2 separate regions of the Mus musculus genome follow, and region 2 is linked to region 1. The links are chromatin loops, found by intact Hi-C in ENCODE. Cell type or tissue: left cerebral cortex. All regions are shown on one strand. Links, peaks and the distances in the headings refer to the core of each region. The heading gives the core; the rest is flanking DNA.

Evidence for each region. Peaks named below come from ENCODE experiments on the same cell type or tissue, not always from the same donor. Only the 100,000 strongest peaks of a DNase experiment are listed, where the experiment ranks them.
Region 2: it touches region 1 in a loop (2.3-fold over the local background); 1 of 42 quality-filtered maps calls a loop at or near these places.

The regions. Positions count from the first base shown.
Region 1 is chr10:61,836,758-61,841,141 of GRCm38, forward strand. Col13a1 (collagen, type XIII, alpha 1) reads right to left here. Exons shown (of 41, transcript NM_007731.3): 40 at 3,321-3,359; 41 at 1,477-1,951. The coding sequence ends at 1,949. Among named protein-coding and RNA genes, the nearest start is that of Gm40674, 6.1 kb to the right of the region's middle. In left cerebral cortex, for the core only: a CTCF peak has its summit at 2,175 (motif pointing right); DNase peaks (open chromatin) are centred at 717 and 2,221.
Region 2 is chr10:61,780,498-61,784,881 of GRCm38, forward strand. Macroh2a2 (macroH2A.2 histone) reads right to left here and starts at 3,367. Exons shown (of 9, transcript NM_207000.2): 1 at 3,286-3,367. Gm2137 reads left to right here and starts at 1,530. Exons shown (of 3, transcript XM_006514419.2): 1 at 1,530-1,562; 2 at 2,654-3,136; 3 at 3,605-4,325. The coding sequence starts at 1,530. The coding sequence ends at 3,775. In left cerebral cortex, for the core only: CTCF peaks have their summits at 1,471 (motif pointing right), 2,437 (motif pointing left) and 3,529; DNase peaks (open chromatin) are centred at 2,496, 2,723 and 3,518; H3K4me3 peaks cover 2,153 bases; H3K27ac peaks cover 2,108 bases.

The DNA of each region.
Region 1 (4,384 bases), core at 322-4,321:
ATGTCTGTGTATTTGTATATGTATATATATATATTGTGTATGTGTGTATGTATATGTATTTATGTGTATATGTATGTATACATATATGTATGTGTATATTGATATACATATGCGCATGTATATGTGTATGTGTGTATGTATTTGTATATATCTGTATACATCTGTGTATGTATGTGTATTTGTGTGTATGGACATGTGTCACAACAGCAGACAACCTTAGGCGTTGATCCATCCACCTTGTTTTTTGAGTCAGGGTCTTTCTCCAGCCTGAGGCTTTCTGATTAGGCTAAGCTAGTTGGCTGGCTAGCAAGGCTGGGGGACCTACATCTGAGCATTGGATATCCAAGCATGGACCCCCAACACTTAGCTTTTTAACATGGGTACCCATGGGTACAAGCATGGGCTGAACTCAGGTACCCAGGCTTCTGCAGCTGGCTCATTACTGATGGATCCATTTCTAAGCCTGACAACTCCGTTTCTTTGTAAAAAGGAATTTAAAACCACTCATCTATTTTATGTGTATGCACACATGTGCATGTATGTGTGGGGACTACATACATGCTTGGCTCCCACAGTGGTCAGAAGAGGTGTCATATTCCCTTGGAATATGAGCTGCAGATTTCTGCGCACTGCTGGGGTGTTTTAAGCCACTGAGCCAATCTTTCTAGCCACCCCCATTTCCTACAAAACAACTCGAGGTTTGTCGAATGTGGCTGCGATCTAGTGGGGGTGTATGGCAGGGTGATTCTCCTTCACTGGAAAAGAATGTCACAAGAGGCAAAGCGCCCTCCTTCAGCTAGCTGTGCTTGGATCCACAGACGTCTGTGAAGCCAACAGTGTGCTCTGAAGCGGCTGTTACTAGAGATCATAACTCAGAAGAAAGCTTGAATGGGACATGTCCTCCATAGGCCAGAACCCTTCGCCTCTGGTTGGTGGCGCGGTTTGGAGAGGCTATAGGACCCATGGGGCGAGACGTCCCTCGCTGGAGCGGGCTCTGAGGTTTTATAGCCTGGCCTCACTTTCTGTTCTCTTGTCTGTTCCCTGTGTATGTATGAAATGTGAACAGCTTCCTGCTCTTGTAGCTCCCTGACATGATAGACTCCCCGCTCTGGATCCGTGAGCCCAAATCAACCCTTTGCTGCTCAAAGCTGCTTTGAGCTATGGTATTTTATCACTGCAACAGAAACAGTACAGAGGAGTTGGGGGGGGGGGTGGGGAAGAGGGACTAAAATGGCCAGAAGCCCTACCCAAACCTGAAGCAATGCATGAAGTCCCCTTTGCAGCCCCCAGGGTCCTCGGTATTGCTGAACCCTCAGTACTCAGGTGCGTTTAGGCCATGACTTAGGGAAAATGTCTTAAATGAGTCAACACTGTCCTTTTTTTGTTGAAACTAACATTTCCCAACATTGCTCCACACTTCTGCGGGTTCCTGCTTGCACAAGACAGAATGGATTTAATTTAGAGATTAACCAGGATCATGAATTGCCACGTTTTATTATTTTTTTCTTATAATAATGACCGTCAGTTAAAATGTAAAATATTGTCAGACACATGTAGTCTGGCAAACACCACCGACCTCCACTTTTTTTGTGTGTGTGTGTGAATTCACACACAAGCTCACAGCACCTCTGTGCTGGTGGGCCCCCTTTGGCACTGGAACACAATAATTTATGAAGCTGTGATATTTAGTAAGTGTGCACAAATATCATGCAACATTAGGAGCAGACGCACAGACAGAAAGTGTATTAGAAACAGATTTATACAAAAATGTCTTGTAAACAAAAAGGGAAAGGGGTTATTTCCTGTACAAAATCTGCAGGCTTTTCTTCTTTCTTTCTTAATGATCTGTAAGATGCATCATAGTTTGGGCATTTTCAAAAGGTGAAAACTGTATAAAAATAAATATCCTATATACAAACACACACAGGCCAGTCCCAGGTTAGAGGCATCACTGCAAAACAAAACCAGAACAATGGATAGTTAGTTTCAGGAGCACTGAATGCTGCCTCCCCTAGAGGAGAGGAGGTGGATTTGGTTCCTCAGAACCTCTGATAGGGAAGTGTGAAACTTTAAACTCGCTAGAGGGAAGACCCTCCTTAGGACTGTAAGATACCACTCCCAGAAGGGAAACCCCCCACTTTCACCTTGACGCTACTCCCTTCTGCAGCCACTAGAGGGCAGTCTCTCTACGCTGTCTTGGAAACCGCGCTATTTACTACATGTGTCCAGAAGTCTTTTGTGGTGTTATCCAGCAGACATAGGCTTCTTTAGATGCGCCTCCAACATGCTGTAGCTCTGGACAGCAGCTGTGGCTCCCTTGCTAAACTCAACATGTTCCATGCCCTGCTTACCAGGAGTATCTTTCTTTAGGGACAGGGGAGGGTTTTATTTAATGGATTCATGGCTGAAGGGAGTACAGATTCTTGGGAGACATGGCCCCTTCAATGCTGAATTTTTTTCCTTTCTTTGACTTGTGAGTACTTTTGGTAGCTAGGTGCTCAGTCTAGGTCTGATGGCTTGTTTGTCTCCCTACTTGCCCCAGATTTGTACATCAACAAGATTTCGAGGGTTGGGGCACGGGGTGCTGAGCCATCTCTGCAATTCAGAGTTAGTGGCATAGGGCTGGACTGGCTAAGTACAAAGTCTTGTGAGTGCAGGGTCTTAAACCCTACAATGAGGACATACTGATAACTTTGGTGGGTGGTGGTGGGGGACTGAGAAGATGCTGAGGGGGAGGGGAGGTGCAGGGAGACGGCACGCATGCGCGGCTGCCCACCATCTGGTTGTGGATCCTGCCGAGGACTAAGGAAGGCTTCTGCCCTTAGGCTGGGGAGTCCTGTGACTTGGGAGCTGCGGCTGAGAGGGATGGCCCTATAGTATTAAACTGACTGCTTTAATGATGGCAAATGACAAGGGCATTTTAAATCTGCTGATATCTTGGTGCTCGGGACACCTCCGTCTCCTAGGTGAGTGGATGCTGAGATTACGTACACGTAGCACCATGCAGGATTTACGCAGCGCTGCGAATCAGACCCAGGGCTTTGTGCATGCTAAGCACTCTTATTAACTGATCTATATACCTAGTTCCTTAAAATGTCTCTAAGTGTTCTGCAGGTATGTGCAGTGAGATGTTTAATGCCCTGCCCCTGCCCCCGCTCCGCCCATCAGCTAACCGCTGGTGAGGTAGCAACTTTCTTGACCCACTCACATCTTCCTGTCTCATCTGCAGAAAAGCAGGTGGGAAACTGCCAACTTTATGGCACTGTTGAGAAAGAGCAGCACCTTTGACGCAGAGCTGCATGGCCTTCTGGGAATCTTACCTTGTTCCAGCAGCCTTGGACTGGTAAGCCATCTTCTCCCTGCATGGAAGCAGAGAACGCTTAGGCTCTTGAGATAGTTGTCTGAGCAGACAGGTGACAAGGACATAAACATTTCCATAGCCTTGGTGGGGCATGGCCTACCACTGCTGTCTGCTTCCATTTTTGCTCTGGGTCAGAATCTTGGAAGAGGGAAGCATTTAGATGCTACCGTTTTCCCTTCGGTTAATGCCCAGTGTGCTGCAGGGCAAGGCTAAGAGGCTACTGTGGCCCGTGGGGTCAGCCAGCACAGGTAGATGCCCACAGCTCAGACTCTGTGGAGTTCTAAGAACTCAGGTCACTCAGCACGTGGACCTCCTGGCCTTCCTCTACAAACCTGGTGGGGATGGGATGGTGTTCCGGGGGGCCCCCAGCCTGCCTGAGCTCATCTCTCTTCCTAAGCAGTGGGAGATGTCATCTAAACAGTCCCAGATACTGGTCAGTAGTGGGTGGGAACAGGGGCTGGTAAGAGACACACAGCCCCAGGGGGATTGCAACATGATTTTGAGATGACTTTCTGACCCTGCCTCTGATACACCCTGGAATTTGGAGTGAAATGAATTATCAGGGTGGGAAACTGTGTGCTCTCTGAGGCAAGGCAGCAGCAGCCTCTGGGTACTGCCTGTGAGGGAACCCTCACCAGGCTTATTGGGCCTGACATTCTGGCTTCTCTAGCACATCCTGAAGCCACCCAGGCATCTTCCAGAGGCCAGGCTGGCGGGGAAGGCCAGGTGGTGTCTTAAGAGTTCTAGGTCTCAGTCCCATCCTAGAATTGCAGTCTAGGGTCTCCTCCACCCAGCCAGCAGCGAACCTCCCAATCACCCAGCATGCTGCAGCTACTGCCCCAGCCCAAAGAAACCTAGCATGTGTTCAAGTTATGTCAATAGCTTTTCCACCATTTCCCCATTTCCGCCAGTCCAAGACAAAGAACACATCATTATTGGAACAGATATCATTTTGAATAGTCAAATGATATCTGTCCCCTCTGGGCTCGGAAAGGACTATAGGGGGCATGCATTTCAGTTTCA
Region 2 (4,384 bases), core at 205-4,204, 56 kb before region 1:
GGCTGTCTCATATTCCAGAACAAAGGTATGTGAAGGATGATGGAGCATTCCTTACTAGTGGCTGTTACTGGGTTTTCCTTGTTGAAACCACCAAAACTCTGCCATGAATGTTTGCACGCAGGGAGCTCACTGTCTGCTTCAGTAGGATGTATACTGAGAAACGGAGTGCTAGGGAGATAGACAGCTTAGAGAGAAAGGTGCTTGCTGTCAAGCCTCATAATCTGAATTTGATCTCCAGGACCAACACAGGAAAGGACAGCAAGCTGCCCTCTGACCCCCAGCCTCACACTACACACACAGTAAGTAAATACAACAGTATCAGAAAAAAAATTCTAATTGCCACTTTATAGCATGTGACTATTATATGCTTAGCGGTGCCAAACTCAGGGCTAGGGAGATGTCTCCTTGGGCCAAAACTCTTGCCACCCAAGCATGAGGGCCTGAATTCAAATCCTTGAACTCACGTCAAAGCCCGATGCATAGAGTATGTGCAATTCCAGTAGCCCTTCAGAGAAATTTCAGCCACAGTCAGAACTGTCAGAAGCCCAAGGGCAGAACTGCCGGAAGGACAAAACCAGCCTGGCCTGATCCCTGGGGTTGTCCTCTGACCTCTCTATGGGCGCTATGGCACATGTAGACTTAACACAGATACACACACACACACACACACACACACACACACACACACACACACACGTAAAAACCAGTGCCTAACTGCCACGCACACAGTCTTTGTCCACAGGCACATACCCCTAGGCAATAGAAGGTACCCAATTTCCCAGGAGCACAAGTAAGTGATAAAATTTTTTTCCTGTGTTGGCTACATTTTTATTTTAGCATCTCCCAGGCTGGAAGTGGGGTGCTCACAGAGAGTAGAGCCCCGATTTCCTCAAATCCATGTTGCTCTCTCTGCCTGGATCTGTTTAAGAGTTCCTGCTTGCTGGGCAGTGGTGGCACACACCTTTAATCCCAGGACTTGGGAGGCAGAGGCAGATGGATTTCTGAGTTCGAGGCCAGCCTGGTCTACAAAGTGAGTTCCAGGACAGCCAGAGCTACACAGAGAAACCCTGTCTCGAAAAAAAAAAAAAAAAAAAAAAAAAACACCAAACCAAAAAAAAAAAAAAAAAAAAAAAAAAGACTTCCTGCTCAGTGAACGCTGCCTGGCTGACCCCTAGCAGATCATATGTCTTTTCTGCTCATCTCTACAACACACACTTTTCAAAGGCACTTATCAAGCCGGCAACTAACTTTAAGGCCATTTCTTACAAAAAAAAAAAAAACCAAACAAACAAAAACAACAACAACAAAACAGTCTTATGAGAATTCAATTTTTGCACGGGCCTCTCTGTGGGTGTTGATCTCTTCCATTTAAAACTGTCTGCCACTGAATTCACCTCCAGCTTCCCTAGCAGGAGGTAGAGAAAACAGGGTTTGGTTGTCTCAGGTGGTAGCCAGCAGGGGGTCCGGGGCTCGCTGTGGCACAGCAGGCCATAGGCATCCCACAAGCCCTGTCGTCAAGGCAGAGGAATATGGATAGGGTCAGAATCTTTCTGGATCCAGAGGTAAGTTCTTTTCATGGAGTTCTGAAATAGCAGAAACTGTGAATCATATCTAAAGGCTAAGAAGAGCGGATCCAGAGAGGGTAGGACAAACTGGAGGACAGGAAGACAGTATTTTAAGAGGGAATTTGGATGCAAGGAAAGAGATCTTGCTGCTATGAGTTATTTTATTAAGATACAATTTCCTACAGCGGGATTCCAATATTTGAGTTCCTGCATTTCAATATTTCTGAAAACTCCAAGGCACCGTCTACGGGTCCTGGAGTTCTGAGCATTTACTTGTGAGAGTTCTCTCTGTGGTGAAAGGAACCGCTTTCACTCTGGCAGAAGGAGCGGGCTGGGGACTAGGCACAGTTTAATTTGTTTTGAGACGTTAAAAGCAAAGACATTTTACTCTGAATAAGGTTTTCTCTCCCCCCCAACCCCCCACTGAACAGTTTTATTTCAACATAAACAGACGCTGAACCAGGGCTGCTGTTCTCCATAGGATTGATCGCGCCTGGGGCCTCCTGGGGTGTATGGCTTCTTGCTGTGATTTCCCCTGAAGCCAGCTCACCTGGAGAACTGCTTCAGTTGCTCCAGTCTGGGCAACCTGAGCCCAGTTCCCAATGAGTGCGTCCACTCTTTGGTTTTTTTCACTGGCCCCTTTCCCACTTTCCTCATCCCAAGAGAACCACGGCCCAAACGCTGCAGTAATGGCCAGGCCTAAATCAGGCCCACCCGTGGCTCATTTGAAGCCCAGGCACCATCAGTAATGCTGAACTCGTGAAGAAGGAGGTTCAATTGGCGTTTGGTGGCGGGGGTGGGGTTCGATGCCCCTTTGGCCATTGTTGAGAGGAACAAAGAGGGCAGGAGCTAAGGGCGCCCCCATGAGGAAAGGCGTGGAAAGCCACTCTGGGGAGCCATCCTAGGCTAGCGGGGCTGGAAAGCGGTGCACCTGGATGGCGCTCTGGCAACCGGGGAGGCAGGGCTGATTTCTACCCGCGGCAGCGGCTGCCGCCTTTCCCTGACTTGACTTTGATCCCCCTCTTCTTGATATTGTTACTATTATTTTTGTTATTTTCCCGCGCAAATTAAGCAGCTGGGACCGGTAGGGCGAGCCGCTCAGGGGCCGCCATTTGCCGGTGGAAGCACCGATCGCCCCGGAAAGGGAACCCGAGGGGAGTGCTCGGCCTCAAGTCCTCCTCCGCCCGCGGCTCCCGCAGCATCCCGGCTCCGCGCCCGCGCCGCCCCGGCGTCTCTGCGTCCTCCTCCATTGTCAGCCCCGCGCCCAGCTCGGCACCCCGGAGGCCCTGGTCGCGCGCCCTCGGCCCTTGCGAGCCAGCGTCCCCCTCCCGGTTCCCTCGGCGCCCGGGCGCCTCCCTCCTCCCTCCCCCGCTCCCCGAGCTCCGCATCCAGGGCTCCCGGCACCGCCAGCCTGGCCGCGGGACCCCGCATTTCGGCATCCTCCCTGCTTGGCCCAGGGTGCCCCGGCCCCTCGCCAGCGGCGGGCATCGCGCGGCGTCTTCGGCAAACCCCCCTTTTATCTCCCGAGGAAGCAAGTTGGGCAGATCGATTTATTAATTTCTGTGGCAGAGGTGGGTCGGTGACCGGGGTGCGCCCTCAGGGCTGCAGCGGGGAGGCGCCGTGGCTCCCTTCGGCCCCTGCACTGCCCGGACAAGAGGGTTTTGTTTCCAGACCCCCGGCGCCCCCCGAAACAATGATGCCATGGGCATGGCGGGCTCACCTGGTGCTGCACCGCGGGCTCCGGGCGCCCGGTGGCCTAGTGCGCGCCAATCCCGGCCGCAGGTTCGGCCCGCGTGCCGCCGGTGCTGGGCAGGACCCTGCCTTTCTTGGGGTTGTATCTGTGCGTGTCAATGGCGGCAAGCGGCAGTTCTCCGGGCCGCGGATAGTAGCGGGGGGAGGAGGAGGAGGGAGAAGGGATTGCTCCTTCTCCACATAACCACCTCTAGGAGGAGTCGCTCAGCCTCATCCCCCGCCAGCCCAGGCTCCGCGACGGGTCCGGGGGCTTTCGTGGGGCTTGATGAGCTATTGTCCTTCTGCAGTGGAACCACAGGGCCAGTTCGCGGAGCTGTCGGCTGCGAGGACACCGCTTCCCTAGAGCCCGGCACGGAGGCCTTGTGGTCACCAGCCACAGGCTCCAGATAGCTCGACCCACCTTTGCTGGGCGAAAGAGGTGTGGGCGTTCATCTGCCCATTACGGGATGAGAAGGTGAACGAAAAAAAAAAAAAGCAAGCCACGTTGGATGCAGCCCTGATCTGAAATTACCAAACACGTTACTGTGTCGCGCACGGCGCCGAAGGAACCGAGAATTTATTCTGGTGATTCGCTAGTAGTGATGGAGATCCAGATGTGCTTCCTGGTGGATGAAGACCATGTGCCCCGGCATCATTTAAAAATTGGATTGCGTTAATTTGCCATCTCCCGACGGTTATTGAGGTTAAGCACAAAGAGAGTGTCTAAAGAAGCAATTTTTTGTATTAGTTTCTGGAAAATTCATTGTGATGGCGGTGCAGTGGACAGTATCAGGTGACACTGGGCGCGTGTAGTTGTTTGGTCCCTGATGAAAAACCACGTTGTCTTTTGTACTGTGAACCCTGTCAAGGGCACATGGCTCTAGGGCCAGTCACCGTAAGCATTCAGTTGAATGGACGGTCCATGGTGCCTCAGATTTTTTCCTGCATGAATCAGAGGACTCTGGGAGGAAACCTTTTGATTTCTGCAAAAAAAAAATAAAAAATAAAAAATAAAAAATGTGAAGCCGAGATCTTTAGCATTGAGCGAATGGACTTTGCCCAAACCCGTGACCTTTTGTATGTGTGCT